2 separate regions of the Homo sapiens genome follow, and region 1 is linked to region 2. Evidence: read pairs that join two places in POLR2A ChIA-PET (ENCODE). Cell type or tissue: PC-9. All regions are shown on one strand. Each heading gives the region's core, and the rest is flanking DNA. Links, peaks and the distances in the headings are about the cores only.

Region 1 (4,391 bases), core at 298-4,297, 1.4 Mb after region 2:
CCAGGGCCAGGCACAAGCAACTAGGGTAGTGCCTACATCCGTTATTCAGACTAAACACTCCCGTACCTGCCTGTCCTGCTGAGCCTGCCTTGCCCATTTCTTCCCAGGAAAACCACAATAGAGGCTCTTGGCCAGCCTTTCCCCTCACTCCTGCTGCCTCCTGATTGACCCTGGCACCTCCCCAAGTGGCCCTGCCTGGTATAGTGTCTCCCTTCCTCTTGGGAAATGGGAGTAATAAACTATCTCTTTTCTTTGGAGACAGACAGGCTGTCGCGCTGTCACCCATGCTGGAGTGCAGTGGCACAATCATAGCTCACTGCAGCCTCCAACTCCTGGCTCAAGTGATTCCCCTGTCTCAGCCTCCTGAATAGCTGGGACTCAGGTGTGCACCACCATGCTTGGCTAATTATTTTCATTTTTATTATTGTAGATATGAAGTCTCAATATGTTGCCCAGGCTTGTCTCAAACTCCTGGCCTGAAGTGATCCTCCTACCTTGGCCTCCCGAAGTACTGGGATTAGAGGCACATGCTACCGGGCCTGGCCAAAACTGTGTTTTTAATGGCAGTTGTTTCCTGATTAGTTGGCCTCACCCTACCTGAATAATAATGAAACCTACATTTTAAAACATATAGTGTGATCCCATTTTATGTTTTAAAAATCTACAAATGCACGTGTTTACATGTGTTTCAAAAAATAAACTAAAATTCAGGGATAGAGATAAAAAAAAAGTGTTAACAGTAGGCTGGGCACAGTGGTTCACGCCTGTAAACCCAGAACTTTAGAAGGCTGAGGTGGGTGGATTACTTGAGGCCAGGAGTTTGAGACCAGCCTGGGCAACATGGGAAACCCTGTCTCTACTAAAAAAATACAAAAATTAGCCAGGCAGGTGTGGTGGCACGTGCCTGTTATCCCAGCTACTCTTGAGGCTGAGTCAGGAGAATTGCTTGAACCTGGAAGGTGGAGGTTGCAGTCAGCTGAGATTGCGCCACTGCACTCCAGCCTGGGTGACAGAGCAAGACTCTGTCCCCCACCACAAAAAAAAATTGTTAACCATAATTATGCCAAGGAAGTACATTCCAACTATTGGAGGGTGACAGGCAAAGATGACTCATTTTACTTTAGGCATTCCAGCAGTAATTGAATCTTTACAGAAGCATGTGTGACGTTTGTAAGAAAATAAAATATACATATATATGTATATGTTCCATTGCATTTCATTATTTCACTCTCCTCTCACCTCCTGCCCCTGTCATACCTGAGCTGTGTATACCTGGGGCTTCTGGCGCTGTGCCCGGCAGGTCAGCCGTCTGCTCAGCCACATGCCCCCTCTGGAGGGCAGCTTTCCCTGCATCGCTTCAGACCCTTCCCATCTTCTCTAAATGTGTTGAAATACCTAGCCTGCTGAATGCGCCTCTGTATCATTGGTATTGTGGGATTAGTGCTATTTTATTACTTGTAATAACTTTAATGGGATTGCCAGGAGGAAAGGAATACAGAATCTCGGAAGCCTGGTGATCTCTGTCCCTGCACAGGCAGTAAGTCCCTGCACAGGTGTCAGCCATCCAGCACCTTGTCCTGTCTGAGAATGTAACTGGGCCTAGGATGTTTAGCCACAGTCAAATGGTGGGAGGAATAGGCCCAGCCCTTGACAAAGACCCTCACGCTGAGATGGGTCAGGCCCTCGAAAAACGACAAATCTTCACTTGTAGGGACCACAGGGAAATTCAGTCCAGCAAACTAAATATTTGGAACCCACCTGCCTGGAAAACCGCTGGTATCACAGCCAAGCAGTTGGTGGGGAAATGGAGGGGGTTTCCAATACAAATAGGGTCCCATCAGATAGTGGGACAGAGGAGTGGGGCTTGCAGGATGGATAGTTTCAGGGAGGACATTCTGGGGTCAGGCAGCCTGTGAGAGAGAAGGAAGCTCAAGTTCAGGGGCAGGTAACCACTCCTAGGTAGAGGTATCATGCTTTCACCAAATGTTTGTGGAGCACCTTCCCTGAGGCTGCAGGCCCGGCAGGAGCCAGTGCTCATCACGGTGATGACCTGGCTGGAGCCTGGGGCAGTGCCAGAGTGTGCCTCCTGTCACAGACAGGATGCTATCGGCCACAAATCACAACGATGCCACTTCACCAGTCGTGTGACTTTCTGCTACCTAACTTCTCTGAGCCTCATTGTTCCTGTTTCAAAAATGAAAATAATGAACCCCAGCTCGTGGAGCTGCTGGAGTGTTAAGCGAATAATCCCATGTACTGAGCAGGAACTCGATCGTCCAGCCAGCTCACCTGCTTGCGCTGTGGGCCCCTGAGGTGCTGGGAGGTAGACGGGCTTTCCTGTGGAGTAACTGGTTTCCGAGATTGGCTATGAGTCCTTTGGAGACGACTAGCTCAGACTCCTCAGAGCTCAGCTGGGCCTGAGGGCAGTCTCCGGATTTGATTCAGATTATTTCAAGGAAAGGGAAAAAAAGAGACATCTGAAGCCGTTGAAACTTATCATGTCAGCCAGCGCGGTGGCTCACACCTGTAATCCCAGCACTTTGGGAGGCCGAGGCAGGTGGTCACTAGGTCAGGAGTTCGAGACCAGTCTGGCCAACACAGTGAAACCCTGTCTCTATTAAACATACAAAAATTAGCCGGGTGTGGTGGCACGCACCTGTAGTCCCAGCTACTCGGGAGGCTGAGGCAGGAGAATTGCTTGAACATGGGAAGCAGAGGTTGCAGTGAGCCGAGACGGGGCCATTGCACTCCAGCCTGGGTGACAGAGCAAGACCCTGTCTCAAAAAAAAAGAAAAAAAAAAAGAAACTTATCATGTTAACCTGCCACATACATGGAGTGAGAGAGAAACAACAATCTTCCAGGCTCCCAGGCCTTTCCAACGTTGGCAAATTCCAGCACAAATAGGGAAGGAAAATGCTGAGGGCTGTCTCTTGAAAATGAAGGGTGGATAAATAATAGTGCTCCTTTATCTGGACCCTCTGATCTCAGGATTTCGAAGACTGCTAGACAAGTACCTAGCGGCAGATAAAATTTTTCTCTATTTTCTAGATAGGTAGTTGGAGGCTCAGTTGATAGGCGGGAACAGAGCCAAGAATGCAATGTAGGTCAGATGCTTTAGAGCTGAGAAGGGGTGTCATAGATGCGTGAATGCAGTGGTTTTCAAATTTAAGTGTGTGTCCAAATACATGAGACAGTCTTTCAAAATGCATACTCCTGGGCCCTACCCCAGCAGACTCTGATTCAGGAAATCTGGGCAAGGGCCTTGGATTTTAAACCTTAATGTATGCTTTCAGGTGCTGTGTTTATCATACTCTGAGAAACTCTGGTCTAGGGAGAGTCGGGAGGCTGTGCCTTCTGTTCCGGGCTTGGCCCCAGAGGGACGAGGCACATCTCTGGGTATTTTATCCAAGGATGGAAATCTATAACAATTCTACTATCAAATTTTATCTTCTAGAGGGAAAGGCATGACAGAATACACACTCAAGGGGCTTAGGCACACTCAGTGTTTCTTTCTCTTTTTTATTTTATTTGAGACAGGGTCTCACTTTGTTGCCCAGGCTGGAGTGCAGTGGCATAATCATGGCTCACTGCAGCCGTGATCCTCCCACCTCAGCCTCCCAAGTGACTGGGTCTATGGGTGTGCACCACCATGCCCAGCTAATTTTTTTCTTATTTTTTTTTTTTTAGAGATAGAGTCTTGCTATGTTGCCCAGGCTGGTCTCAAACTCCTGGGCCCAAGCTATCCTTGGCCTCCCCACGTATTGGGATTACAGGTGTGAGACACTGCACCCAGCAAGGACTCTCTATGAGGCCACATTCACAGGTCTCAGGTGCACAGATCTTTTTGGGGGACACCAATTAACCCATCACACCTCCCCCAACTCCCTGTCACTCTAATCATTAGTAACTGCAGTGTCACTGAGGGTCAGTCTCCACTATAGCGTAACCTCACAGGCAGGAACCACATACAAACATAGGTTCTGTAGTGCCCACTGCCTGGAACATATTAGATTCTCAATTTTCTTTTCTTTTCCTTTTTTTGAGACAGAGTTTCTCTCTTGTTGCTTAGGCTAGAGTGTACTGGTGCGATCTCCACTCACTGCAACCTCCGCCTCCCGGGTTCAAGCGATTCTCGTGCCTCGACCTCCCGAGTAGCTGGGATTAAAGGCATGAGCCACCACGCCCAGCTAATTTTTCTGTTATTAGTAGAGACAGGGTTTCTCCATTCTCCATGGTAGTCAGGCTGGTCTCGACCTCTCGACCTCAGGTGATCCGCCGGCCTTGGCCTCCCAAAGTGCTGGGATTACAGGCGTGAGCCACTGTGCCCGGCCAACATACTCAATTTCATTCAATACATTTTGTTTCATTGATCTACTTGTTGGATAATCCA
Region 2 (4,391 bases), core at 90-4,089:
CATACATACATACAGGATCTCACTCTGTCACCCAGGCTGGAGTGCACTGGTGTGATCACAGCTCACTGCAGCCTCAACCTCCTGGGTTCAAGCAATCCTCCCGCCTCAGCCTCTCAAGTAGCTGCGACATGGTGTGTGCCACCATGTCCAGATAACTTTTGTAGAGGCAGGGTTTTGCCATGTTTCCCAGGCTGGTCTTGAACTCCTGGGCTCAACTGATTCCCCCAACCTTGGCCTCCCAAAGTGCTGGGATCACTGGTGTGAGTCAGTGTGCCTGGCCTTAATTTCTTTTTAAGAAGGGGGCATGTGTTTTGTTCTCATTCTGAATCCCTTATAGCACCTGGCACAGAGTAGTAGCTAACACAGATGTTAATTTTGCTGCGTCAAATGTTTTCACTTTGAATCTCTCTTGAGTATTGTTCTCCTTATTGATTACATGATGACATCCTGTTTTCTCTCCCTGACCTTTACTGTTTGTTTAGTGGGTGATTATTGAACAAGGATGCTTTGCTTATTCGATGGTGATCGTTCCACTTTATGATACCCTTGGAAATGAAGCCATCACGTACATAGTCAACAAAGGTACGTCTGTGATCTTTGCCTGGATTATTGGCATAGTTATTGGTTAGGTTCAGTGACTTTACATTTGCTTACATTTGATTTGACAAAGATTTTACATGTAAATATATATCTACCTTTTTATTCAAAGAATGTAGTACTTCAAGTATCCTTGTGCTGGATATGACAGAGTGAATCTTTTAACATCCCAGAGCTTATTCTTCATTGTATCTCTTCATTTACAGCTGAACTCTCTCTGGTTTTTGTTGACAAGCCAGAGAAGGCCAAACTCTTATTAGAGGGTGTAGAAAATAAGTTAATACCAGGCCTTAAAATCATAGTTGTCATGGATGCCTACGGCAGTGAACTGGTGGAACGAGGCCAGAGGTGTGGGGTGGAAGTCACCAGCATGAAGGCGATGGAGGTGAGTGCCCTGCCTCCTTCCCTTCTCTGAAGGCTTTCCCTGGGGCCGTGTTGGCTCACACGTGCTATCCAGTGCTATCTAGTGCTATGGTGCAGTCCCAGCGCTGGCCGGTTGCCTCCGCAACCCATGAAAGAGAGCAGAAACTTCTGTCTCATTGCTGGAAAAAGGATTCTACATGTGTGCCCAGTGTTAACACCTCACACCTTACCCAAGTGCTTTCAGCACTCCAATATTTATTCCAGAGCACTGACAAGCTGTGCCCGGAAATGCCAGAAATGGGAATTACAGCTTCAGGCAGGTGGAACTTTCAGTTTCTGTGTCTCCTTTGGGCTTTAATGCCTTTTACTTACTAATTTGTCTCTAATGCCAAGCCAAGTATAGAAATCAGCCTCATCGTTCTTTTCCCTGGATGGCTCGTGGAGAGTCTTGGTGAATTTCCAACATGCATGTTTGATTTGGTTTGTTTTCATATTGACTCTTAAGAGTCATACCAATCACAAGTTTAAAGGCAGCCATTCCAGGAGAATGAGCGTGGTGGTCCATGCTCAGCTTGGGTGCTTGATGTCAGATGATATAAGAAGTTGATCCCCGTCAGTTGGACTTGGATTAGAGTTCCATCCAAGGAACATGGCCGGAGGAAGATCTTTTCATATACATATCATAACAAGTCATAGGAAAACAGAGTCAGTCCTTCTCTTTCTGAAGGTGTTAGAAATATTTTTCTGAAACTGTTATAGATAGGATTTTAAATTTTTATGTGTAGTTTTCCTCCTCCTACAAAGAATTTGAGGCTATAAGTAAGGATCTGTAGAACCTTTCCTGAGGAACCCAGTAGGCACAGGGAAGCGCGGGTGTTCTAACAGAACCTTCTCTCTTGTGCATGTGTGCGCCCCTGCCCAACTCTCTCTCTCAGTAGCATCGAACGTGATTCCGCAAGTGCTGACCCGGGTGCTTCCTTGTTGAATTGGGGTTTTATAGCTTCTTACCTAGTGTTTCCCCACTTCTGTTTTTTTACTTTTAACCCTCTTTTACTATAATGTAATCTCTTTTTCCCTTACCTTCCCACAGATGCAAGAATTTTTCTGGTGTTTTTTGACTGCTGTATGATAAAGAAGTAATGTTGAAATTTAAAAATTATTTAGTTGATTGAAGATTATAATATAAAGTTTATATTAAAATATTAATTTATAGAAGACATTGTTTTACACTTACCTGTTTAATATGATCTGTACTTAGTTTTTAAAAATATTCTGAGCAAAAGGTGAAGAGATCGCCCCACTGCACTGCAGCCTGGGTGACAGAGCGAGACTCCATCTCAAAAAATAATAATAATTGCAGTATTTTTCCTAAGTGATACTGTAAGAGAGATGTAAGGCTGTGAAACTTTTGCGGCAACAGTGCACTAATTTGGATAATGTTTGTTCCCAATAAATTAAGAGCCAAATTGTATGTAACTGGTGCTTTATTTTATTTAACATCAGTTTTTGAAGAATTGGGCATCTCCAGAAGTTATGTAAGAATTTTTAATAGACAAATAGAAATCTGGAGCTAATAAAGGTTATTTTGAAAAAAATGTACAGAATTATTGCTTTAGCTTTTGGCTGACCTCTAATTGGATATATTAGTTCCTGTTCTTAATCGGTGGTCTGTCACTACATCATTTAAAATGTAATTAAGATTGAAAACTTAATGTATGCTGGGCAGAAACTCACTAAGCCCTGAGCACACCCATCTAATTTCCACGTGAATTGAACATGTTCAATGGCGTGTTCAATGGCATGTTCATTCCATATCCTCATTCAAGCTGTTCCATTTGAATAGGAAAAGAATATAAATAGTTCATTTGTTAAAATTAATAGATATTAAAGTGGCCACCAAGACTGCCCTAATGCAGTAAACCGAACCCCATCAGTGGTAGTGACTGGAAGCCTGCCGCTGGGAAATGCTGTCCCCGCGCAATGCTTCTGTCATTCTTAACCTTCAAGTCCATTCAGGAAGGAGTCTTAGAGGGTCTGCTGTGGCCTGTTTTATAATTGGGGGCTCCCAAATCCTATCTCCACTCTACGAGGGGAGATATTTGAGCAGATATTTGAGCCTCTCCAAAATGCCTAGCATTTCAATCGAGCAGAGATTGATTTTTCTTCTTCCCAGATTGCAGATGTCAGTTGTGCAGAATGTGGGGGTGAGGTAGTGCTGTGCTCTGATTTGAGGAACCTACGAAGTATCTGCAGTATCTCGTTATGGTTAAGAACAGGGCTTTATTAAAGGCCCTAATAAGAAGTGGAAGTGGGGACCAGAAATGCATGGTAAAGACTTTGGCTGCTGTTTTTTTAATACATCCTATTTCAAAGACCAGTCCTAATACCGTTTATGTAGTTTTATGTAAGAGAAGAGGTAACTGGAAAATGGCTTCTCAGAACAATGAATAAATATTTTGGTTCTGGTTAATTAAAACTGCCATAGTTTCTTTAATTAGAAAATTATGCTGTTTTCGAGCCAGGTGTGAATGAACCCCACAGTAAAGCCAGCTTTAAGTGACTCGATGTGACCTTATCCTTTACAGTTAGAAAACGTTTCCATTTAAGACTTTTTTTCTCTTCTAATTAAGGACCTGGGAAGAGCCAACAGACGGAAGCCCAAGGTAAGCACACCGTGTCAGACCCTGCTCTGTCCTCTTTGTAGTTTTCAATATCTAGCCTGGTACCTTGTGGCTTATAGTTCTCTTTTCTGTTCTGATTTATACCAGCTTTTTTTTTTTTTAATCTTTAGCCTCCAGCACCTGAAGATCTTGCAGTAATTTGTTTCACAAGTGGAACTACAGGTGAGTTTTGAGATAGAATTGCTTCTACATATGGCAGCCATTGGTCTGGACTCTCCCCTACCTCTTTTGGATGACTTATCAGCTAACAGTAGACGGACCAAAAGCAGAAGAGAAGGAAGCGGTTCAAGTGCTGTCTTCTTGTTGCTCTGTAAGATCTTCTCAGAGTCCAAGAGTGCCGGATAATTCCTCAAACATTTATTGAGGGTGATATTAGATTCACCTGTCTTCCTAGGACAGACTATATCGGTGGCTCCCAGGAAGAAAATTTCTGGTTTTTCTTCTCTTATGACTACGTATATACCCTTTAAAATGTGCCCATATTAATAAAGGTTTTTAAAGATAAGTCAGTGTAAGGATTGCAGGTTGCTTAGGAATTTAGTGTTCAACATTTGGTTTTCACGATATATCTAACAGTAGAGGTGTCTGAAGCCCTAATTATGTGAGGTTTCTGGGCCTCCTTCATTTCTGTCATTCTTTAACTTTGTTCTGCTTCATATGTGCTCCACAGGCAACCCCAAAGGAGCAATGGTCACTCACCGAAACATAGTGAGCGATTGTTCAGCTTTTGTGAAAGCAACAGAGGTAACT

Evidence for each region. Peaks named below come from ENCODE experiments on the same cell type or tissue, not always from the same donor. Only the 100,000 strongest peaks of a DNase experiment are listed, where the experiment ranks them.
Region 1: POLR2A ChIA-PET joins it to region 2 with 7 read pairs; 2 of 35 experiments call an interaction of 5 or more read pairs at or near these places.

What each region holds. Positions count from the first base shown.
Region 1 is chr4:183,420,087-183,424,477 of GRCh38, reverse strand. No RefSeq gene overlaps it. Among named protein-coding and RNA genes, the nearest start is that of CDKN2AIP, 22 kb to the left of the region's middle. In PC-9, for the core only: no CTCF peak of the experiment used is centred there; DNase peaks (open chromatin) are centred at 1,067 and 2,057; H3K27ac peaks cover 1,611 bases.
Region 2 is chr4:184,773,075-184,777,465 of GRCh38, reverse strand. It overlaps ACSL1 (acyl-CoA synthetase long chain family member 1), which reads left to right. Exons shown (of 21, transcript NM_001995.5): 6 at 483-582; 7 at 804-982; 8 at 3,591-3,623; 9 at 3,752-3,803; 10 at 4,312-4,385. Among named protein-coding and RNA genes, the nearest start is that of CENPU, 41 kb to the right of the region's middle. In PC-9, for the core only: no CTCF peak of the experiment used is centred there; no DNase peak of the experiment used is centred there.